Linked DNA regions of Homo sapiens: region 1 is linked to region 2. A link is an interaction called in ENCODE POLR2A ChIA-PET data of the cell type or tissue named here. Cell type or tissue: A673. All regions are shown on one strand. Links, peaks and the distances in the headings refer to the core of each region. The heading gives the core; the rest is flanking DNA.

Region 1 (12,480 bases), core at 2,986-10,985, 320 kb after region 2:
GCAGTAGGGACCCAGTCACCCAAGGCCCCTGTCTCTGCAGGCTCCTCTCAGCTATTTTAACATTCTACCACACTGTGCTAGTGCGTCCCATAATTAGATGACTTTTTTTTTTTTTGGCCCTAGGCATACCCCTTATATTTCTGAACTTAATGAGTTTACCTTTGAACTTTTTCACACTGTTTATGCATTTATGACTTTTTATTATAGCTTTTACAGGATGACAGATGTTAGGGGCTCTGAGTAGCACACTCACCTCCTCTCCTCCATGCAATGAACTGGGAATTCCTTGGTGTGCATTCTTTCCCAGTTCTTCCCTTACTGGCTGCATGAGCTTGGAGCGTGAGTTTCCCTTCCTAGGCCTGTTTCCTCCTTGCTAAGTCTCATTTTCCTAACTAAAAACCAGTAATAATAGTTGCTACCCCTCCAGATCTCCCAGGCTGTTTTAAGGAATCCACAGACTCCAGTAAGATGAGTGTGGCATGTGTTCTCCTGAGGAGAGGAGATGGGGAATGAGCAAAGTCCTACCAGGTCAGGACAGAGTGATCAGTCCAACAACAACACCAACTAAGAGAAAGGATGTCCCAGAGGCCAGGAAGGGTACAGGGAGAGGGGCATGAAGAGAAGTTGATTGATGGGTACAAATATAGACTTAGATGGAAAAAATAAGATCTAGTATTCGATACATCAGCAGTGTGACTATAGTTAACATTAATCAATTGTATATTTCCAAATAGCTAGAAGAGAATAATTTGAATGTTCCTCGCTTAAAGGAAGATAAATATTTAAGGTGTTAAAGCAAATTAAATATGGCCTGAGAAGGACTCCATACTTCTATATATGAGTGATTGTGGACAAAATGTAACCCAGCTTAATAGGCAGGCAAGATTGAAAACCTAACTTAGGAGTATGCACCTGTAACAATAGCTGAGTCTTGGCCAATCCCAGTGGCCACACTTCATCTACTCATGGACTAAGTTAAACTACTCATGGACTAAGTTAAACACCAACTGTAACCAATCCAGCTGTTTCTATACCTCACTTCTTATTTCTGTACCTCACTTCCCTTTTTATAAATTTGTTCTGACCACAAGGCACCCCTGGAGTCTCTCTGAATATGCTGTGATTCTGGGGGTTGCCTGATTCATGAATCATTCATTGTTTGATTAAACTCCTTTAAATTTATTTCCACTGAAGTTTTTAACAAAGGTATTGGATGTCCCAATTACTGTGATTTGACTACATGAATGTACCAAATTATCACCTGTACCCCAAAAGTATGTATATCTAATATACATATCAATAAAAATAAATTTTTAAAAGAAGAGAAAAGGAGTCTTATTCACCCTTCATAAGACAAATGGGGCTGGGTCATCTGGAAAGACAATAAGAGAAAAGCCTCTCTCAGGGGATGTATTAGTCTGTTCTCATGCTGCTAATAAAGACATACCCAAGACTGTGTAATTTATAAAAAAAAAAAAAAAGAGGTTTAATGGACTCACAGCTCCACATGGCTGGGGAGGCCTCACAATCATGGTGGAAGAGCAAAGGACATCTTTTATGGCAGCAGACAAGAGAGAATGAGAGAGCCAAGTGAAAAGGGAAACCCCTTATAAAATCATCAGATCTCGTGAGACTTACTCACCATCATGAGAACAGTATGGGGGAAACTGCCCCCATGATTCAATTGTCTTTCACTGGGTCCTTCCCACAACACATGGGAATTATGGGAGCTACAATTCAAGATGACATTTGGGTGGGGACAGAGCCAAGCCATATCAGGGGAGGACAAAGCCAAAAGTTTCAAAGAGTAAAATTAATAATCCCATTTGCAGAAGTAAATAACAAAGAGGAGAAGGAGAAATGGTAAAGTGCTGAATTGAAGCAGAAATCACTTTTAAAAAACCAAAGAGCCAAAGTGAGAAGTCTGTATAAACAGAATCCCAGTAATTAGGAGAGACAAACGGAGTGGCAGGCAGGAAGGCAATGCCATGCATAGACCTTCGCCAGAAATGCAAGGAGGTCAGAGGGCTGCCACAGGGTTGAGAGAGAATGCACAGGGAAAGGTGAGAAATAAGAAAGTAAGGACATCAGAACAGTGTAATCGTTCTGTTTCAGGAGCAAGGGAAGGCTCAGAGAAAGTGGGAGGCAGGCTTTAGAGGAAGACTACAGCATCATTCCAGAATGGGCCAAGCTATAAACTTAAGAAAGCACTCCCCAGGGAGTCAGAGTCTGGCAATCAAGGTCTCTATATGGCCTCAAGACCAAGAAAACCTCAGATTGCTGTCCCAGGAAAAGGAGAGGCCTAGCCAAGGCAATAATAATACATTTAGAAAGGACAGTGGGCAGCTATGGCAAGCTGGAGCCCTCCAGCTGCAGCTCCAGCTCAAGTCCCACCACAAGCACTGGCAGGAGCAGGTGAGGCTGGGGGTGCCATGCAGGATGGCAGTGGACCACTCAGCCACCATAAGGGAAAACACAGCAGGGATGACAGAGCGAGCTGTGGGAGAACCATCACATTCAGATCCATGATAAGCTTCAGACCAGACAATGAGCCAGGGACCAATGTTGGCAGGAACACTGGAGGTAAAGAAGATGCTAAACAACTGGGGAAGACAAGGGAAGGGACTGGAGAGGAGCAGGCACATGGGAGCTGAGGCTCAGACACCTGCCTTCAAAGATCACATGGAGACAGACCAAGTGAAGTATCTCCCCCAAGCAGGGATGGGCCAGCAGGGCAAACAAGGAAAGTCATCTGAGTACTTGCTGCTGGAAGAAGACACACTGAGCATCATCAGCATGTGCATTTGTGTGTTTGTGTACTTTGAAGTGTACATAGCTACATTTTTTTTTTGAGACAGCATCTTGCTCTGTGGCCCAGTCTGGAGTGCAGTGGGGCAATCTCAGCTCACTGAAACCTCCGCCTCCCAGGCTCAAGCAATTCTCCTGCCTCAGCCTCCCAAGTAGCTGGGACTACAGGCACACATCACTGTGCCTGGCTAATTTTTGTATTTTTAATAGAGACAGGGTTTCATCATGTTGGCCAGGCTGGTCTCAAACTCCTGGCCACAAGCAATCCACCCACCTCAGCCTCCCAAAGTGCTAGGATTACAGGTGTGAGCCACTGCACCCGGCCCATGGCTACAATGTTTTTGAGCATCTACTGAATGTAAAGCAGTGGGTGAGGCACATTACATACATTAGCTCCGTCAATTCACACATACACACAGACACACACACACACGATTTTGTGTAAGGCCACACAGTAAGTGGCAGAGCTGGGATTTGAATGTGTTTCTTGCATCCCAGGCCTATGCTCATAATCGCTCTTCTATTCCTTAAGATAAAAGGTAATACCATTTGACCCAGCCATCCCATTACTGGGTATATACCCAAAGGATTATAAATCATGCTGCTAATAAAGACACATGCACACGTATGTTTATTGCGGCACTATTCACAATAGCAAAGACTTGGAACCAACCCAAATGTCCATCAACGATAGACTGGATAAAGAAAATGTGACACATGTACACCATGGAATACCATGCAGCCATAAAAAAGGGTGAGTTCATGTCCTTTGTAGGGACATGGATGAAGCTGGAAACCATCATTCTCAGCAAACTATTGCAAGGACAAAAAACCAAACACCGCATGTTCTCACTCATAGGTGGGAATTGAACCATGAGAACACCTGGACACAGGAAGGGGAACATCACACACCGGGGCCTGTCGTGGGGTGGGGGGAGGGGGGAGGGATAGCATTAGGAGATATACCTAATGTAAATGACGAGTTAATGGGTGCAGCACACCAACATGGCACGTGTACACATATGTAACAAACGTGCACGTTGTGCACATGTACCCTAGAACTTAAAGTATAATAATAAAAAAATTTAAAAATTAAAAAATAAATAAATAAAATAAAAATAATAATAAACAATGGGAAGCTTTTGGAGATTTAAAAAAATAAATAAATTTTCACTTAAACTTGAAGAAAAAAATTCCCACTATGTGTCAGTCTAGGTATAATTACTAGGTATTGGAAATACAGTATTCAGCAAAAGCATATAGGGTTCAAACTTTCATAGATTTGACACAGAAAGACACTATTCAGACAATCAGGCTAATCAATATAACAAACTGATACACGTTCTGAGAAAGAAGAAATGAATCATAGTCCTAGGTGCAGGATAATCAGATGTGCACACAGCAGCTTTCCAAATGTGACCCAATCAGCCAGTCTGGGAATTCCAGGTTGACACGTTCTTATTCCTCCCTCTTCAGACAAAGGCCACAGAAATTAGATCAAGCACCTTGAATCAAGCACCACTGTTTAGCTTTCCAATGTCCTCACTCCAGAACTACAGGGAGAGGGTATACTAACATGCCTCAGTTGGCCTCCAGGGTGAAGCAAAGTTGTGGCTAAGTGAACACTTCCTCCACTCTACTAGGAACCCAGCGGTCCAGTGAGGTGCTGTAGCCCACACCTGAAGGTTCCCAAGAGCTGATTATGCACATCACGTCCCATGTTCAATGGCATCATGTTGGTACCCTGAAATCAGACATGCAGGGAGAATTTAAACTCCAAAAACAATAAGCACTACAAATCAAACAATAAACACTGCATCTGGGGGAAAAAAAAGATAAAAGGTAACTCTAGGAGATACTTTCATTTCTCCTATTTGATTGGAAAATGGGAGGAAAGGTGGGCTCTGCAAAAAGTTCTTCTGGGATGAGACGGGGCACTGAGTCATCCACTCTGGGTAACCTGCCCGGCTTTCTCACTTCCTAAGCTGGATCCCGGGTTTCTCTTCTGTTCTCCTCCTGCCCTCTGTGCTTACTTCTGCCTTCACATTGTATTAAAATCATTTGTCTCCACATCTGTTTCATCCATTAGACTAGTGAGTGGTTCTTATCCCTGGGTGCACATTAGAATCTGTTTAAAAATAACAATGCCAGGGTCTCACTCAATACCAATTAAACCAGAATCTCTATGGCTAGGACTTCGCAATTAGTATTTTTTTAAAGTTCTTCAGACGGCGATTCAAACGTGCCACCAGGTCTGAGACCCACTGTTGCAGGCTGTGAATACTTCAAGGTCAAGATCAGGTCATGGGTTTTTGAATCCCCAGAGCCCAGCACAGAGCCTGGTTCATAGTAGTTGCTTGACACATGTTTGCTGAGATGATGAATTCAGATAGCAGAAGATAAAGATCAAGAATACAGAAAGGGAAATCAGGAAAGTGTCATGAAGAATGGGAAAAAAAGATGTGATTTGAGAAGCAAAAAAGAATCTTCAAGATGCCAGGGCAAAGGAAAAATCTGCATGAGGCTGCACGATCATGAGGTTGTCTTGCATAACAAATCTCTAGTTAAAGGTAATATGAAGCTTCAATGCAGAATAAACAGCACTTGCCTCAGAGAGGAATGAGGTGGAGAGGAGTCAGAAACGTGAGTCTCTGAATGTACTGGAACAATGGGCGTTAGGGGCCAGAACCCTCGTCGGTGAGAGGAGATGAAGAGGGCACGTGCCAAATCAGAAGAGAAAGAATGAAATCATGAGTTTGAGAATAACAAAAATGTGTGAAAGAATATGGCCTGGAAGATAAAAATCATGATTTAAAAATAAAATGGGAAAACAAGAAAAAGAAATCTTATGAATAAGAGTGGATTTGTTAGCCATATGCATGTTTGCTCAGAATGCTATTGTTTCAGCAGCGGGGAAAGGATTATAGGTAAATAAAATACGCAAATGCAGTTCATAATGAAAAATCCTTTGATGAACAACTGAGATAATCACTGTGAAAACTCTCTGAAAAAATACAAAATGTTCTGGAAATGCAAGGTGACATAATTATCATTCTAAGGTGCGATCATCCAGTAGAAGTTGCTGTGTGTCCTAAGAAAATTAGCTCTCGGACAGGGGCAGTGGCTCATGCCTGTAATCCCAGCACTTTGGGAAGCCAAGGTGGGCAGATCGCTTGAGCTCAGGAGTTTGAGACCAGCCTGGGCAACATGGTAAAACCCCATATCTACAAAAAAAAATACAGAAATTAGCCAGGTGTGGTGGCATGCACCTGTAGTCCCAGTTACACAGGAGGCTGAGGTGGGAGGATTGATTGAGCCCAGGAGGCGGAGGTTGCAGTGAGCTGAGAGATCATGCCACTGCACTCTAGCCTGGGTAACAGAGTGAGATCCCATCTAGAAAAAAGAACAAATGAAAGGAAGGAAGGAAGGAAGGAAGGAAGGAAGGAAGGAAGGAAGGAAGGAAGGAAGGAAGGAAGGAAGGGAAGGAAAAAAAAAAACTGGCTCTCTGAGCACTGATCATTGGTAACTAAACTTACTTCAGCTTGAGACAGCTCTCAAGAGGTAGGCTCTCCCAGGCTGGGTCTTGGAGGAGAGCGATGTATGCCAGGTTTGTGCACTAGGTACCCTGGGGAAGTTGAAAGAAGTCAGCTTGAGTCTCTGGCTGTAATACATAGAGCCAGAAAAGAGAGAGAAATAGAATAAAGGGAGCAGAGAAACAAAGGAGAAAAAGGAGATATATTTAATATTTACTGAGTGCCTACTGTGTGCCAGGAACTGGGCATATGCAATTTCATTTAGCCATCAACATAACAGTACAGAGCTTTGAACTGGCCCAGTATCATATTCGATGTTAAGAGTATCTCACACCCCTCTGCAATTTTCACTCCACACTCTCTCCCTAGGATTGCACCCATGGCCAAAACTCTCTTAATAACTTAATGAAAAGCCTTCAGCCCAGTCTTTTCTGAGCTCCAACCATTATATCTCTAACTCAACTCAGATATCTCAAATGCACCGCAAACTCTTCAACTCCAAAACGGATGACTTTAAACTCGTCCCCAAACCTGATCCTCTTCTGGTGCTTCCTGTACCAGTGACCCCTAGCCCCAAACTGTCACCCCCATATAAGTGTGCAAACTTGAAACCTAGGAGTCTTTCTTGGCACGCTATTATCTTGCATCACTGTCCCATATCCAATCCACCCAAATTCTATTTATTTTACTTCCTAAACATTTCTCAAATGCTCCACTCCCCTTTCCATCTTCCTCTCCCTGCCTAGACCAAGCTACCATCATCTCTCACCTAGACTGCTGCAGCAGCATCAGGCAGCTCCTATCTGCTCCAGCCTCCTCCTATTGGTTCTCCACGTAGAAGGCAAAAGGATCTTCTCAAAATACAAATCTGATTATGTCTCCACCTCTAATCAAAACCCACCAGATCTGAATAAACCATTTGAATGGGTTCTCATCACTCTTCAGAGAAAGACCAAAGTCCTTCACATGGCCTGCAATGTCTGGCATGATTCAGTCCCTCCCCCATTTTCACCTGGCCTTCTTCCCTGTCTGCTCTGCTCTTCAGTCACACTGGCCTGGTCTCAGTTCTTGTCCTTCTGCCAAAGGGCCTTTACATGTACAGTTTCTCATACATCCACTTCTTCACCTCTGGACTCCTACTTATCCTCCAGATAGTATATCAAAGATCCTCTTACTGGAAGCCTTCCTTGACATCTAGATAGATCAGTTTCCCTTATAATCTCTCATAAGATTCAAATTATTTTCTTACAACACTTTTAAAGTTTTCATTTTACATTTATTTAAGCAACATTTTGTTTAATGTATGTCTTTCCTCACCAGACTACAATCTCATGAGAGCAGAAATTGTGTGGCTTTTCTCTGCCCTGCATCCCCCGCACTCAGACATGCTTGTCTCTTCATCCTCTACCTTGGGACATGCAGCTTCCTTTCTGTGCTACTCCCACACACCCTGTATGCCTGACCAGCTCCTACTCGTCCTTCAAGGTGTTCCCTTCCTCTCCTCACCATTCTTGTCTATTTCTTTGACCTGTGACTGTTCCCACAGGATTTGGGTGGATTGGGGTGGATTTGGGGTGGATAAAGGAAGGTTTGGGTTTTTTCTACCCTGTTGTTTTTTTCTGCCACTACACCTAACATGTGAATATTATTATGTGCCTTTTGTTCCATAGCTCCAGCTCTCAATATTTATTTGATCTCTAGATAAGAAAGTATAAAAGCAATGGAAGGAATAACTAACAAAAAGAAAATCAATAAATTTGACTACACAAAATTTGAAACTTCTGGACATCAGAAACCATTGTAAACAAAACTAAAAAGCAAATGACAAAGCTGGGTGAAAATATATGCAATAAATATGACAAAGGGTTGTTATATTTAATATATAAAGAGCTCATATAAGTCAATAAGAATACTAAAATCCCAGTAGAAAAATGGGCAAAGGGCATGAATATGTACAAATAGCTAATAAACACCTGAAAAAAAAATGTCTAACTGCACCAGTAGTCAGGGAAATGCAAATTAACACAATGCTAGGCCATTGTTCACCTATCAAATTAGGAAAACATTAAAGGCTGGTGAGGGTGCAGTGATCAATTGCTAATGCCCCAGGAAAAAAAATAAGAAAACAATTTTCAACATTCAATTGCCCCCTATCACCTAGAGAAAAAGTCCAAAGACCTCAGCAAGGCCTATGAGACTCTCCAGAGTCTCATCCTCACCTTCTTCCCCAGGCTTACCTCCTACCATGCCACAGCTCCCACCTGACACTCACAGTACTGAAGCAGCTAACATGTCCTGAGCATGGCATGGAATGTCATGTCTGCAAGATGGCCCTACCTGGATGCTCTGTCCTCCACTTCCACCTTCCCAACCCCACCCTGTCTTCTCCTAACACCTACTCCTCGACAGACTATTCTGAGATGTAACCACCTTTAGGAAACTCTCATGACCTGGGTTTGGTGGTCCTGCTCTGCGCTGTCATCACACACACATTCCCTCCCTTAGCCCTTACCACACTGTATTGAAAATGCCTCTTTATGGTTTTCTTTCCACCTTAGATTATATGCACCTCAAGAGAGGCATTATCTTTTTATTCATTCATGCATCTCTGGGCCTAATCCAGTGCAGATGCTCAACAGATGACTCTTGAACTAATCATTCATGTAATAAATCAATTATTCTATTCTGCACAATAAATTTTTGCCACTATTCTGGTAAATGCAAATTTTATTTTAAATGGATAAAATTAAGTCATTTTGGAAGGAGAGGAAATACCTCACCCATGCCCCAGCCCTCATTTTAGTACCTATGTTCTATCATCCTGTGGGTTGTAACCAATTAGTGGGCCGTGAAATTAATTCATGGGTCACAACTACCATTTTTTTCACAAAAAAAGATTTGAACTGGAAGAGAATGGAATGACTCTCATGTCTGTTCTTTCCTTTCCATGATGGATTTCCCACCTGCTGCACCCAGGCAGGAAGATGTGCCAGTTAAAAACACAAGTTGAGGAGTTGAAGATCCTGCTCTGATTCATATTAATTGTGAGACTCCAGGAGGGTTACTGATCTTTCTGCTTTGGTCTCCTTACCTGCAAAATTGGGATAATAAAAATACAAATAGGATGAAACAGGAAGAACCAGTTTTGCCTCAAATTCTGAAAATTGCTCATCAGCCTTTCTCATAGAAACACAGTAAGACCCACCAGAACAAACACAGCACAACCATATTATTTCCCCCGGCACTTTCTGTGTGTGTGTACATGTGTGTGTTTTGAGACAGGGTCTTGCTCTGTTGCCCAAGCTAGAGTGCAGTGGCTCTATCAAGATTCACTGCAGCCTCCACCCAACCCAGGCTCAAGCGATCCTCCTGCCCCTGCCACCTGAGTAGCTGGGACCATTTTCTGTTCTGATGCCTGACTCCTTCTTTGTCAAGTCTCCATTCAGGCAGCAGCTCTGCCCTATTTCAACCCCACCCCTGCCCTGTCCCTTCTCTGTGTGCCCACAGTCCCTCTTGTGGTCCCCTCCATCACAGCACTGGCTACAGTCATGGCTCCAGCAGTTGCTCATTTCTCTATCGCTCCTTAAGGGCAGGGATTGTGCCTTTTGTTTCATAGCTCCAGCATCTAGCACGAACCCTCTTCCACAGAAAGCTCTTGGTATGCATTTATTGGAGACAGGGAGGAGGTGAGGAGGATAGAAATTCTTCATCTGACACTTTCCCCACATTTCCAAGGCCATAAAGCAATGCAGGGCCTTTGAACTGTAGGCCATTTTCTAAAAGTCTGCTCGTGTGGGCACACAGGGTCTCTGGAGAGGGAACTCCTGGAATGAGGCAGGTCAGGGGGAGCACCAGGGGAAGTTGGATGCCAGGAATACGTGTTCCCTCTTGGAGATCTCACAAGCTGGGGGAATTTCTCTGGAGGAATGTGAGTTGCACAATCGACCCTTTGAACACTGATTAGAGGCGACGGCTTTGTATGTCTTCATATGAACAGACTTGTAGTGGGGCAGGGACAAGGCTACTCTCCCTACTGTAGGGATTCCAGATTTTTGGCCACTCAATTCCAGAGCCCATGAACAGAAGTCACTGCTTGGACCAAGCCATGGTAACTGAGGTGACGCCATCTGGGTCAGCGGCATCAGAGAATGGGAAGCTGTGGAGAGAAGGGTGTTAACATTGGCTAATCAGAACCAGGCCCACAATTGGGCAGCTCACACATACCGTTTTGCTTGTTGACATACCAACCCAATGACAATAGCCTTGACCATACAGATGAGAATGCTAAGGACCAGAATGTTAAGAACTTGACCAAGCTCACACTGTAAGTCACTGAGCCCAAATTCAAACCTAATTCTGACTTCAAATATCTTGTTCTCTTCACATTGAATCTCTATCTCCAAGTAATTTCTTTTTCATCAGAATTTGAGTCTAATGCTCCTATTCCAGGCCAGAGGGAAGAGAGACATGGAAGGAAGGCTCTACTACCATGTATACAGACGCTAGAGAACTAGGCACTTAGGAATGTGTCTGTTGCCTGGGAAACCACACCTGGCACAGAGACAGTCCTGAGATCCCTGGCACTCACTAACCAGCCCCTTCCAAGGGAGGAAGTAACTTCAGCCAACTCCCGAAGGGCCTAGAGGAGTGGCATTGCCTCCTACCCCAAAGACTGCTTCCACTTCAACCATCAGCCACCAACACCAAATTTATCCAGAGGCTTCTTACTTGTCCAGCACTAGAAAAAAAAACTACACAGCAGTGGGATCAGAAATCCTACAGTCCAGCAGACACCTCCAATATCTTCGGCAACCTCTCCTCACAACAGAAAGGGCAGCATCTAAGGGATCCAGAAAGCCAATGTGCCAGGACTTGCCAGGACTCAGAGAAGGTAATCGACATTGGGCATTGCTTCAGGGGTGCTGGGAAAGCTCTCCACCCTGCAGACCCACACCAGGTGGATGGTATTTGAGATACCAATTCAGAACTGCTTCTCTGTGGCTTAGGGCTCTAGTGCAGGTTAAAATGCAGGGGACACTTACAACTGTGGCAGCCATTGCAAACTTAGCATGAATTGCTTTCCAGTCTAATTACGAAAACAGGTTCTGAAAGGGAGGTAAAAAGACAAAAATAGGATGACTCTGGATGTTTACTGTGGAGGCCTCAAATAGAAAAGTCAAAGTGACTTTGTATACATTCCCCATTCACAGCTTGACAGGACGGGAAAGTTCACCACTTAACGTTTTTAAGAGTTGATGGAAGCCACCAATCCAATAAGGTGTCCCCTGGAGCCCATCCAGAATCCATCCTTTAGTCCATGAGAGTTGAGCTCCAGCTTCCCTCTCCTGACTCCATATCCCAGCTGTGGTTCTGTGGTTTGGTGTACATTGTGCAGGTTGGAAGTGGCCTGTTTTCCTGGAAAGAATGAAATGTGCCCAAATGGAAAGACAAACCAGGTCCCAATCTTGGATTTGGGAATATGGGTTCCTGGTTCCCCAGAATCCAGCTGAGGAATTTTCTGACTTCAGTTAGACAGAGAAAATGACATGGGAACAGATGTGCAACTCCAAACATGCTTGACAGCATAGGCTACGAACCTGGGCAGCCCCTATACCAGGCCCCTCTCCCAAGAGCAAGCTGGCTCTGAGAATCTGAGAAGTGAAGAATTCAAGCTTTTCCTACAGGCTTATGACAGAAATTATGCCATTTGGGTATGTATCCAAATTATATAATTGTGATTCTGGGTCATAGCTTTCATAATCTTTCAATGTTTGCAAAATGAACAGATATTAATATCAGAAGAAAGGGGGAACACATCGTTCAAGTCATTGCTATTGTTAATGTGGAAACTACTTCATAGTGCTATCTTCACTTCTGCCTGAACTCCAAGAGGTCTTTAAATATATTTTATATATATGTATGTTTTGGAGACATGGTCTCACTCTGTCGCCCAGGCTGGAATGCAGTGGCACAATCAGGGCTCACTGCAACCTTCACCTCCTGGGCTCAAGCGATCCTCCCACCTCAGCCTACCAAGCAGCCGCACGTGTCACCATGCCCAGCTAATTTTTGTAGTTTGTGTAGAGATGAGGTTTCACCATGTTGCCCAGGCTGGTCTCAAACTCCTGGGCTCAAGCAA
Region 2 (12,480 bases), core at 2,097-10,096:
TTACTTTCCACTGAAGTCTAGAAGGATCTGCTATGGCCAGACAAGTAAGCTGCAGAGGAGAACTGAGGTTATAGTGCGAAGATTCAGATTTTCGAAAAAGCAGGTTTTGCCTGAGATATTTAAATAACTCAGTTACTGCCACCCCATCCAGGAGAGGACAACCAGGAGGTGGTATATGACTTCTGGGTGGGAGGGGAATTGTGTGGGAGGCGGGGATCAGGCTTCCAGAGAGAAATTACCATTTTGTATTTATTACTTTGGCTCGCAGGAGTGCCGCAGGGACAGGCTTGCTAATACGTTGGATAATTGCCTCAGTTCACCACTTCATTTTGCAGTGTGTAGACCAGCCCAGGTGCAGACTTGCAGAACATTTTTCAGCCTGGGCCTCCCAGGTACCCTGAGCTCTCTCTAGGGGCATGAGGTTCTGGTGAGGAGGCATGGGGAGTGGGAGAAATGAGGAGGGGTGGTGTCTGTCCTCAGGTACTAGGGGGCACCAGGATCATCTGGTCACTTTGACCACAACTGCCGAGTGATGAGTGATGAGAGTGGAGGAAGAGTCCCAAGCTAGGAACCAGGAGACCAGAGTTGCACTCTACCACTAATTCCTGGACAACCCTGTTTCTTTAGCTGCCCGCTCTGGGCCTCTAGTGCCCATCCAGAAAATAAGGGAGATCATAAGTCAGGATTTTTCAACTCTAGCTGCACATTAGAAATCATCTGGGGAAATTTTGTTTTTTAATGCTAAAGCCCAAGCTCAACCCCCAGAGATTCTGATTTCACTGGCTTGGGGTCAAACCAAGCATGGGTATTTTTTAGCTGGAGTCACTGATATATGCAGTCTTTCTTAGGATGGACATTCTAGGAGCCTGTGTTGTCAAAAAAAGTAACAAGTCAGTGACCTTGAGGTCCAGGGTCATGTGTTTCCATGTTTAGATTTTTGCTATCAATTATTTGTACTTGCTGGATTATTTGTACTGTCTCTCCCCAGTTAAGTTTCCTCTTACCAGTGAATGTTGGAGAACTATACGCTAGGAGACAGGAGACTTCACTTCTGGCCTTTTTTGTATTAGCTCTGTGATATGGGCAAGTCAGTGTTGGCTCCCTGGGCCTCAATTTCCTCATCCCCAGCTAATGAGAAAGCAGCTGGCCCTTGCCTACCTGCAAGTAGGTGTTGGAGCAGACTTGGTTTCACAATGCTGCCTGGTTTACAAAGCATTTTCCCATCCAGAGCCTGAGATAAGCCTGAGAGTAGAGAATACTATTCCATTTTCATAGATGAGAAAACAGATGCTCAATGTGGTCACATCACTTGCCCAAGGCCATCCAGACAGTATGAAATGGAAACAGACAGATGTCAGTTCAGATCCTATCAATGTCACTTCCAAACTCACTTTGACTAGTTCATTAACATTTCTGCACCTCAGTTTCTTATCTGTAAAATGGACGTAAGTACCACCCATTGCCTTCCCACAGAGTGATTGCAAGGAATAAAAATGATGACCAGGCAGAACTTGTGGAGCCTGGCACAAAGCAGAGGCTCAACTAATATTTCCTTCCTCCCCCTCCCCCAGTCATTTCTCCCATTCTGCCTTTAGTCTTTCTTCTTCCTGCCCCTCTCCGGCCCCCCAACTTTTTAAACTTTTCAAGGACTGGCATCTTGAGAGGCAGTTCACTGAGCGTGACCTTGGGCAAGTTGTTTAATCCTTCTGTGCCTCAATTTCCCCATCTGTAAAATGTGGATAATGGTGGTATTTGCAGTTGTGAGGGCGAAATGAATTGAGAGGATGGCTTCTGGTGTGGAACTTTGGCTGTTATTGTTCTGTTTTCTTTAAGGCCTTCCTTCTCCTCACTGGGTCCTGGCATGAAGGAGTACTCCCCACCTCCACCCCCTTCAGTGGTTGTTGAGTGAACAAGAGAGGGATCCCTCCAGGCAGAGGGACAATAAACAAGCCCCTCTCCCAGGTCCTTCCTGTGTTGTCAGCTGTGACAGCTCTGCTGAGTACACACAGCCCCCAGGGTTCCTGGGCAGAGAGTAACAACCCTATATCAGGGGATTGCTTACTATCTTGAGATGGGAAAAACAGAAAAAGCTATAAATATGAAGGATTCATCTTCGATAAGTCATGGTTAGAAACCCCAGCTATATAACTTTTTAATTCTCCACTCCAGCTTGTAAGCTCACGCAGTAAAAACAGTCACTAGTAATCTATTTTTTTCTACTCTTTTAATTTTGTAATTTTTTTCTTTAACCAACCAAAAAAAGTCCTCCTAAACTCACCTTAAGCTTTTATTTTTTCCCCCTTAGCAGTCATAAAATTTGGCCATGGATTACAATTTAAAAGCTATCTCTTCTCCTACATTGCCAGAATGAAAATGTACAAACTCGGGGCAATTTCTTAACTAAGTGTTGGTGAAACAGGAGTGAGTCCTGGACTCTGTTTGCATCACCTGTCTCCAGGTGGAAAAGGAGGCTGGCGTGGAGAGAGGCAGTTCAGTCAAAAGAAAAAGATACTTTGCAAGGGTATCGTGGAGCTGAATGATCTCAGGCAAGTGTCTCTCCTCCCAGGGCTCAGTTTTCTCATTTGTAAAAAGTTGTTGAAAAATAGTGACAAACCTCCCTCACTGGGATGTTCTGAGAAACCAAAGAGATAATCTATAAAAAATTGTTTTGTTCAATGTAAAGCATCATAAGCATGTTGGAGATTATTGCTACTACTGACAATGATGATGATGGTGATGATGGTGGATGATGATAGTGATGACAATGTTGGTGATAGTGATGACAATGTTGGTGATGGTGATGATGCTCACGATGACGATGATGGAGGAATGGTGATGATGATGATGATGACAATACAGCCATGTGCAGGGCAGGGCTCATGGGTTTATGTGATAAGAGGATTTTCCTCAGAGCCTTGTATATCTCTATGTACAAAAAATAGGTGCTCAGTAAAGAACTGTTCACCTAAAATCTACTTCAGAATTCAGTTTACCTCTCAGAGGTTTAGGTCATTTATTCAGTAAGAGTTAATTGAGTGCCTACTGTGTGCTAGCTCCTGTTAGCATTGGACTACAGCAAACAAACAACACAGACACAGTCCTTGCCTTCATGAGGCTTATAGTTTAGAAGACAATGGGATGGAATGGGATGGTAAAGGTAGATGGTAAACATATAAACAAATGCCATAATTTCAGATGATAATGAGTGCTCTGAAGACAACAAAATAGGATGATAGGATAGACAGAAATGGAAATGGATGTTTGTAAGATGCTTTAGCTCATTAGCTCATGTAGTCAGGAAGCCCTGCATGAACAGGTGGCATTTGAGCCAAGATCAAAATGATAGGGGGATGCAATCAAGGGAAGACCTAGAGGCAAGGTGCTCTGGGCAGAAGAGATACAGTGCCAAGTCTCTGAGATGAGAATGAACTTGGTTTGTTCAAAAAACAGAATGAAGGCCTGTATGTCTTGAGCAGAGTAGAAGAGGAAGACAGTGGTATGAGCTGAAGTTGGATAGTAGGTGCAGGCCAAATGCCAAGGCTTGTAGGCTGGGCTGAACTTGGAGATGACTCCCACTGCAGTGAGAAGCCACTGGAGGGCTTAGGAATGAGAGTGCCATGAGTTAATATACCCTGCAAGAATATCATTCTGACTTCAGAGACTGGATGAGTGTGGATAAGAATGGAGGCTGGATGACAAGTTAGGAAGCAGATGCAATACTTGAGATGGGAGATGCTGGTGGACTGGACTAGGGTTTTGGTGATGGAGGTGGTAAGCATGGTCCAATTTGGCATATATTGAAGGTAGGTCCAGTGAGACTTCATGGTGGATTGGTAGTAGAGGGTGATAAAAGCAGGGCTCAAGAATAACTCCCAGGTTGTGGGCCTGAGCTGTTGGGCTGATCCTGGTAACATGAATTGAGAATGGAAGGCTGGGGGAGATTAGATATGGGTGTTGAGAGAGGTGGGAGGCGAATTCAATGTTTGGGGTCTGTTGAGACTGAAGTAACTATTGGGTATCCTAGTAAGTAGTTGGACACATAAGCCTGGAGCTCCAGAGGAGGTCAGGACAGGAGATTGGGATTTGGAAGTCATGGTGGAATAGTGGCATTTAGTCAGTGGGACTGGGTGGGATCGCATAAGTGGAGTGTGTTGACAGAGAAGAGCAGCAGGCTGAGCACTGGGCCCTGGATTCGCCAACATTTAGGGGTCTGGAAGTAAAGGAGCAGGCAAAGGAGGGTGAGAGGGAACAGTCAAGGAGGTAGGAGGGAAATCTAGAGGGCACTGACCCAAGGGAGAAGGGTACAAATGGGGCGTGGTCAGCTCTGTGCAACAGCAAGCTGCCAACAAAGGACAGGCTTCTCCCCTGTTTAGAAGCAGGAGGCTGTGCAGTGTAGAGGTTGGAAGCATAGGTTTTGGAACCAAATGCACTTAAACCCAGGTCCTGGTGGTGCCATTTCTTGGCTTTCTGACTTTGACCAAGCTCTAACATCCTGGATCCTTAGCTTCCTCCTCTGCGTAGCATTATTGTGCAGTTTATCCAAGATGTTGTCTTTAAAGTGCTTAGCACTGGGCCTGGCATAGAGTAGGTGCTCAATAAACAGAAGCTGTTTGTATTCTTCCTGAAACTGTTCAAGTGAGTAGAGTCATCGTCAGTAAGACACACTACAGAAGGGCTCAGGTTAGGAAGGGAAGATTTCATTTGGGCAATCCAGCCTTTGTCAGGGTTAGAAATGAAGTTGTCTTTAAGGTTCAGACAGGTGATATAAGAAACAGACAGGTAGAAGTGGATAGGAGCAGTAACACCACTGGCCGGCTGGACCACACACACCCAGCCTAGAGGCATCCTAGGTTAAAATGTTTAAAGCTCCATGCAGGCTAGATGAAACCCATTCTCAGGCCCAGAACAGCTCACATGCATTTGGGACTCCATTTAGATGATGGTAGACCAGAGAAGAATTTTAAACAGGGTGTATGGATTGACAGTATCAAATTTGCATTTCAGAAAGACCACTCTGGCAGCAAGGCAGGGAGAGGATAGAAGGGGGTGCAGGTCTAGTCCAAGGCAAGGAGAGAAGCCAGGGAACTCTGTGCTCAGGTGAGAGGGGACTGGGATGAGGAAATGGGCTGATTATAACATAATTAGCTCTATAATCAGTATGGAGGCTTATCATTTCAAAATGTAAAGATGATTATATGATTAAAGGCTTTTTTCCTTTTAATGGAAATAACTTGCCAACCTGGGGGTTTACTAGGTGGGTGGTCGGAGAAAAAGGTAAGCTATTAATTTTTAACCAATTGACTTTGCAATGAATTAGTTTATTGATTCAAAAAAATCGCTCATTGTAGACAGTAAAAGTTATAAATGAGATTAGTGTCTAGTTAGAGTGAATGCTAAGTGAAGGGGCCCAGGAGGCTTCCCTCATTCAACTGAAGAGAAGTCTTGCATGGATGGAGCAGAGAGGCATCTGGGCTGGCCCACAGAGCCTGCTGGGACCAAGCACATGGCTGGAGGCAGTGGGCTCAGATACGGAACTATTCCTCTGCTCTCCCTAAAGAAGTGATTGAACTTTAAGCAATGAGGTGATCTAAGCTGACCAAACACAGAAACTAGTTTTACTACCATTCCTAGTGTTTTTAAATGCACAAACTAGAAAAAGGAAAGAAGGAAGGAAGGAAGGAAGGAAAGAAGGAAGGAAGGAAGGAGGGAGGGAGGAAGGGAGGAAAGGCAGGCAGGCAGGCAGGCAGGCAGGAGGGAGGGAGGGAAGGAAGGAAGGAAGGAAGGAAGGAAGGAAGGAAGGAAGGAAGGAAGGAAGGAAGGAAGGGAAGGAGCCCTTAGGTTCCAGAAACAATGAAAGACCTTAAAAACCATGGTGTTCAATACACAGCTGGCTTCCTGGGGGCCTGTGGGACCAGGTCCTAGGCTCCAGGCCAGGAGGCTGGTGTGTTTGGGGGATGGAGGAGGGTGATGATCACCTGAAGCCCCAAGAGAGGGTCCTTGCATAAAGGACTATTGATGGGGGTGTCATTTCTGTGTTTCCCCCCGATGGGACACCACTTGATACATCATTTCTGTTAAGAGTAGAAAACTCCATCCAGAAGCCCAAGGAAGCTAGGTGTCTCCCAGGGGTTCTAGGTCGGGGGGTCAGGGAGACAAATCTCCCACAATAACTAAAGTCTGCAAGCCTCCATCATGTGTGAGTGTAGGATCTGGATTTATTACTCTACCCATGTGGCATAAGAATCTCAAGTCAAAAATTAAACACAAAAACTGGTCTGAATCTGGGGTAATATGGGGCCCCAGGAAAGCAAGTACCCAGGATAGTTCTTTTAGGGCACTCCTCACAATGCACTTCCTGCAGGCACAGAAGAAAGACATATCAACGTCACACCTGTTCATATGCTCATTAAATGTAGTGCTAGAATGCACCTGTCTCATCCAACCCCCTCCTTCTGTAAAGATGGAAATGAAGTCCCAAGGAGGGGTGTTGACTTGCCCAAGGTCACACAATGTATTTGCGTTAGGAAGTGTGGGCTGGAGGAAAGAGCAAGTGTGTTGGGGGTGGTAAGACCTGATTCTGAATCTCTGTCCTGTCATTTAGTAGATGTGAACTAGGTGAAGCGGCATAAACTTTCTGAGCTTCAGTTTCCCCATCCACAAAATGGAATCATGGACATCTACTTTGTAGGATGGTGGGGAAATGAGGCAGATGTCTCTGGTAAAAGTGCTTGGGACGGTGGTAGGTGCTCTATATGTGTTAGTGTCCTTCAAACTTTGCTCTTAAAAAAATCCCCTCCAAAGTGCCCACTCAAGTCCCAGTTGACCTTGATGACTTCTTTATCTACTGGAACACCTGTGTTGTGTTACTTAGCACTAAATTTCTTATTGTTATAGAGTTAATTTTTTAACTCCAAATCCTGGCTTTTGAAGTTCCATTTAACTTTGTGTATTTTGATTGTCCTTACTTATTTCCTACTGCTCCTCAATACTCTAGTAGACTGGGGAATGGATGGATGAGTGAATAGATGAATGGATAAATGTATAGATGGATGGATGGATGGATGGATGGATGGATGGATGGATGGATGGATGGATGATGGAAAGATGGATGGATGATGGGTGGATAAATGATGGGTGGATATCAGTTAGGGTTTGCTGGTTGTAAACAATAGAAGCTGATCTTGGCTAAAATAAGCAAAAGGGATTATATTGGAAAGACATCAGATTGCTCATAGAATCAATAGAAAGGCTGGAAAATGAGACTGAAAAAAGCAGGAAATGATATACAGGGGCAATAATCACTCCTCTGTCAGGTCAGGGCGCTGTCCCTGGAATGAATGAACACCAGGCATTTATCATGCACAGGACCAACTGCCTTCAAAAGTCAAAGTCCTTTGTCGATATATCTTGGGTCACATGTCCCTTGATTCATAAGCCCTTTACGCATGCACGGTGAGGAACCGATAATTTCCCAAAAGAAATTAAGATCTTGTGACCAAAAGAAGAGAGAATAGCTGCTAGGTGCTCAGAACCCAACCACCACCCACATCAGAGGGAATGGGTAATCTTCAGTTCCCTCAAGGAAACACCAGGGATTGTGTCTTCATTTGCCCCTTGCCACCTCCCTCATGTGCTACTCACCCCACACTCTCCCGTCCCCTCCACTTCTGGGTATCCTGTCCCTCCCCGGAGCACCATCACTTCCTACCTCCTGCAAGATGCCTGTGCAGCTTTCCAAGCCCACGCTCATCTCTCCTTTCCCTGAACTCCAGTTGCCCTTGCCATCAGCACAATGCCAGAATTATTCTTAACTGCAGCCTGTTTACTGCTTCACCTTTGGGGTTTGGGCTCTGCTGTAAGTTTCCCGAAGGCAGAAAACTTGTCAAACTTAGCTTCTGTCCTAGCACAGTGTTGGGTTCAGAGTCAGTGACTGATGAATGCAAGGCAATTAATGATCCTCGAGAGTGTGTGGCATGAATCATTACCGTCATCAGTCTAATACAGTCAGATTATATCAGATTCAGTCATCAGCTGTATCATCATACCTTAGAAATGATTCAAGCCTAGCATTCTTTAAGAGGTGAATCAACTGGAACCCAAAGGGCTGACTTATTCAAAGTTGCACAACTAGTTAAAGACAACTTTAGAAAGCCATCTCTTACTATTCCCAATGGAAACCAACACTCCTTGCTTCCTGGGGGGGGTAAGGGGTGCATGTGAGTGTGTGCATGCATGTGTGTTTATGTGGGCATGTGTGTGAGTGCAGTCAGTGGTTGTTTAATGAAACAAAGGCCTGCCAGGATGTCACCAGTATGTTCTTTTTCTTGTTCCTGCCCCATCCTTAACCAAACTTCTACCCATGTTAAAGTCCTCTGCCCAGTGAACAGCCAAGAAATGTCAACTGATTACCCCTAAAATTTCATTAATTTTGAGAGTCAGTGAATTTCAAAAAGTGGAGAATTTGTTGAGTTAATACAGAATCAACCAAATCGTTGTGTCACCCGAATCGCTCCAAGCAGTTTCCCTTGTCAAGCACCCCACCTCACTCTGCTGTTCTGTGCTACATGAAAAATTAGTTGGTGTACTGGAAATAAAGTCACAGGGAGCCAACATTTTGACAAGGTAATGGCCCCCTGCCTTTCTTGACATCTGCGAGGGAGTTGTAGTCCATTATAATGTCACAATGGCATGCACCATTGACATCTCATTGAATAATTAAAAGGCAGCTTAATCATAGCGATCATCCACTTAGTGTCTGGTTCCAAACGTCGGGGATGCACGTGTAAGGGGGCAGCCACGGTTGTGCGGATGGGGGACTAGTTCAAAGCTAGGTCACAGCTCAGACTACTGGACAGCAGGGTCTGCCACATGTGCTGCAACTGGGGGTGGGGGGTGGGGATGGGAAGGTAGCTCCTGAAGAAGAAGAAAAAAGATTTTCTACTCTCTTTTGCTTTTTTAAACTAAATGCAGGGGCAGACATTCTTTTTGACCCAAATGAAAAACTGGGAATCTGTTGTTTTTCATTCATCACAAATAGTTTGTGCCAAAATGGAACTTCATTTTCATTCTTTCATCAGGCAGATATTTATTGAATGCCTTCCCTGAGTCAGGCATTGCTCTTGGTGCTGTGGATATGGCAGGGAAGAAGATCGTCACAGCAGTTGCTGCCCCCTGGGGTTTATGTTCTGGATGGGGGGAGGATAAAAACACATGTGTGTTGTATACAGAACTCAAACAGGGGTTGTAGCAGAAGGGTGATTGAGTGACTGTGTTAAGTTTTGTGGTCAAGGTAGGTGTCTCTGGAGAATAGCATTGTGGGGTCTGAATGGCAAGGTGTCAAACAGGAAAAGTTTCCCGGGAGAACACTCTGGCAGTGAGGACAGTTAGTGAAAAGGCTCTGGGTGGGAAGGAACTGGACGTGTTCAAGGAGCAGCAAGACCACCATGGCCATGGGACAGGAGGTGAACTGAGGAGTGGGGCCAGCTCAGGTGGGCTTCACAGGCCAGGGTCAGGAGTTTGGATTTCAGTTTCCATGTTATGAGAAACTCAAGATGAGGTTGAGAAGAGGGTCAATATACTTTGAACATAGAGATCTTCCCTGCCACATGAGGAAGACAAAACAATGAATAGACAATGGCCATCTAGTGAAAAATACCCTGGGTAGAAGGAAGCCCAGGACTGGGAGAGCCAGAGCGAAGACACCCAATCCAAGAAGGCTTTCTAGGAGAGCTGGCCCCCACACTGAATCTTTTTCTTTCATTTAATTTTATTTTATTTTACATTCCAGGGTTCATGTGCAGGACGTGCAGGTTTCTTACATAGGTAAATATGTGCCACGGTGGTTTGCTGCACCTATCAACCCGTCACCTAGGTATTAAGCCCCACATGCATTAGCTATTTATCCTGATGCTCTCCCTCCCACCACTCCCCCAACAGGCCCCAGTGTGTGTTGTTCCCCTCTTTGTGTCCATGTGTTCTCATTGTTCAGCTCCCACTTGTAAGTGAGGACATGGCGGTGTTTGGTTTCCTGTTCCTATGTTAGTTTGCTGAGGATTATGGCTTCCAGCTCCATCCATGTCCATGTAAAGGACATGATCTCTTTCCTTTTTATGGCTACATAGTATTCCATGGTGTATATGTACCACATTTTCTTTATCCAGTCTATCACTGATGGTCATTTGGGTTGATTCCATGCCTTTGCTATTGCCCCACACTAAATCTTGAGGCAGATAAGGTGATGCAGAAGAGAACATTCCAGGCAGTGAAAACAGCCTAGGCAAAGGAGCCCTGTAAGAAAATGGCCCATCTGGGAATTACAGGGAGTGTATTGGAACTGGAGTCATGTGACCCAGAGAGGCCAAGAAACTCAGTGAAGGCCACACAGCATATGGTTCTTCACCTTTAGCTCCTTCTTTATTCTCCTCCAGTGAAGGTGGCCACAGCCACATAATCAGGGGCAAAGCCCCTTAACTGTTCTTAGCTAGGCTGATGCTAGGCTCTGGCAGAGTTTACATCCAGCTGGGCCAGAAATATTTGTTTTCCCCCAACACATGTGGTTCTGATTCAGTTCATACTTTTTCCCAACTATTGTCCTTCCCTGTAACTGTTTGAACCCTAGACTCACACCCTAAAGCCAGGATGAACCAGATTTCATGCTATCAGCACCCTCACCCCTGCCAACAGTCTTAGAGTTGGGGAAACCCAAGCCCAGAGAAGGGAACTGAGTTAGCCCAACCCACAGAGCTTTCAGGTGGAAACAGGGGGACCAAAGCACTGATCGCTTGGCTCTTGATCTGACATTGTTCTGGGAAACAGTTCTTCATCAGGAGTGAGATGAGAGAAATTCAGCTGCCGCCCTTACTTTACATTGTGAGAGATGCACGTGGCCTGGTATGGGATGCAGTGGTTCTGATCACAGGAAAGGAGTTAGGCAGCTTGCATTTCATTCCCTGTGCCACTGTTTACTAGCTGTGTGACTCTGGGCAATTTGCTTCACCTCTCTGTGTCTTGGTTTTCTCATCTGTAAAATGAGAATAGTCATACTTGCTCCACAAGATTATTGTAAGGATTCACTGAGGCAATCCATGCAAAGCACTTGCAGTCATGCCATGCACATAGTGAGTGCTTGATTCATGGCTCTGAGTGGGGCCATAGCATTCATCTCTAGGCCCTGTAAGAGCTGCCATGGAAGTGCCCACAATGTGCTAGGCACCATCCTGGGCGCTTCTCTACATCTGTGTGTGGTAGTGACATCACGGCTTGTAAAGTGTTTGGCAGATGTCATGCTGCCTGGCATATACCTTGTGCCTCTGCAGATTGATTGCACTCACATTGTGTCACTCAACCATCACGATAACGTTGTGAGGTGGGCTTTATAGATGCAGAAAGGCCGGCCCAGGTTGATTCAGTCACTTGTCCAAGGTCACACAGCTGGCAGGAGGCAGACTGAGATGCCAGCCCAAAGCTCTTGCCCTCCCCTCCACTTACCACCACTCATCTATTCCCAGGCTCCCAGCCCTGCGACTTGGGGACCTATTGATACTTAGCCGGTATCATGTGAGACTCACGAGGCTCCACCCTCTGTCCCGCGCAGAAGGGGAGCATGGAGAGGAACCGGGCACCATGCTTTAGGAATTCTTCTTGTAAGCAGAATGGGGAAAGACCAAGCTCTGCAGCGGGTGGGCCCCCCTTTCATATGCCCAGATCTGTGCAGCCCAGACACGCCTAGGCTGGGTAATGAAGGCACACTTCCTCCTGCTGCAGAACACCAACTCTTCATTCTGAAATGGCCTTCACTGAAGGCCAGAGCCCAGGCAGAGCAGGAGCAAGCACAGCAGTCTTCATGGGGCCGCAGAGGGGAGGCCCCATCTCCAGAGAAGGTCAAAGTCAGGGTTTGTCAGAAGCACCTAGTGGGAGGAGCAGCTGCTATATATGGATGGGGCTCCAGCGCCTCCTCCCCTGCTCAGCACCAGCTAGCATCTCTGCTTTTGTCAATTTCACATTGAGAATTTATGCCCAACATTTTCTAGGGAGAAAAGCTTGGTTTACTAATCAAAACATAAAAAACCCACAATTGCAGCCTGCAATAGGCCCGTGGACTCACAGCCAGGAGCCACAGCCCATGGTGAGAGTGAGCAGATAGTGGTCCTTTCTGAGATGCATTGTCCTCACAGCTTAGAGAGACAGCGGGTGAATCATGTAGCATAAACACAGTTCCTCCAGCATCTGCCACTGTAGAGGTCCCCGGCTTGTCTTTATGCAACCAGGCGGTGTACATATAAATAAATTAATACTAAGCTCTCAGCTAGGGCCGGAAAATGCCCAGATGGATAACAAACAGATGCCCTTCCCTCAGGGAGCTCACAGTCCAGTTAATGAATGAAGCAGCATTCATTACATTCCTCTAAAGAGCTCATTTACGGAGCAAACATCCATGAATTTCTTTCAAGTCTTCTCGCATCTTTTTGCATTAGCCCTGGG

Evidence for each region. Peaks named below come from ENCODE experiments on the same cell type or tissue, not always from the same donor. Only the 100,000 strongest peaks of a DNase experiment are listed, where the experiment ranks them.
Region 1: POLR2A ChIA-PET joins it to region 2 with 17 read pairs; 2 of 35 experiments call an interaction of 5 or more read pairs at or near these places.

What each region holds. Positions count from the first base shown.
Region 1 is chr17:32,941,830-32,954,309 of GRCh38, reverse strand. It overlaps TMEM98 (transmembrane protein 98), which reads right to left. Exons shown (of 8, transcript NM_015544.3): 8 at 9,995-12,480. Among named protein-coding and RNA genes, the nearest start is that of TMEM98, 20 kb to the right of the region's middle. In A673, for the core only: no CTCF peak of the experiment used is centred there; a DNase peak (open chromatin) is centred at 6,379; H3K27ac peaks cover 3,358 bases.
Region 2 is chr17:33,262,958-33,275,437 of GRCh38, reverse strand. The region is part of intron 1 of ASIC2 (acid sensing ion channel subunit 2); the gene reads left to right. Among named protein-coding and RNA genes, the nearest start is that of ASIC2, 24 kb to the left of the region's middle. In A673, for the core only: no CTCF peak of the experiment used is centred there; DNase peaks (open chromatin) are centred at 5,577, 5,917 and 9,167; H3K27ac peaks cover 7,120 bases.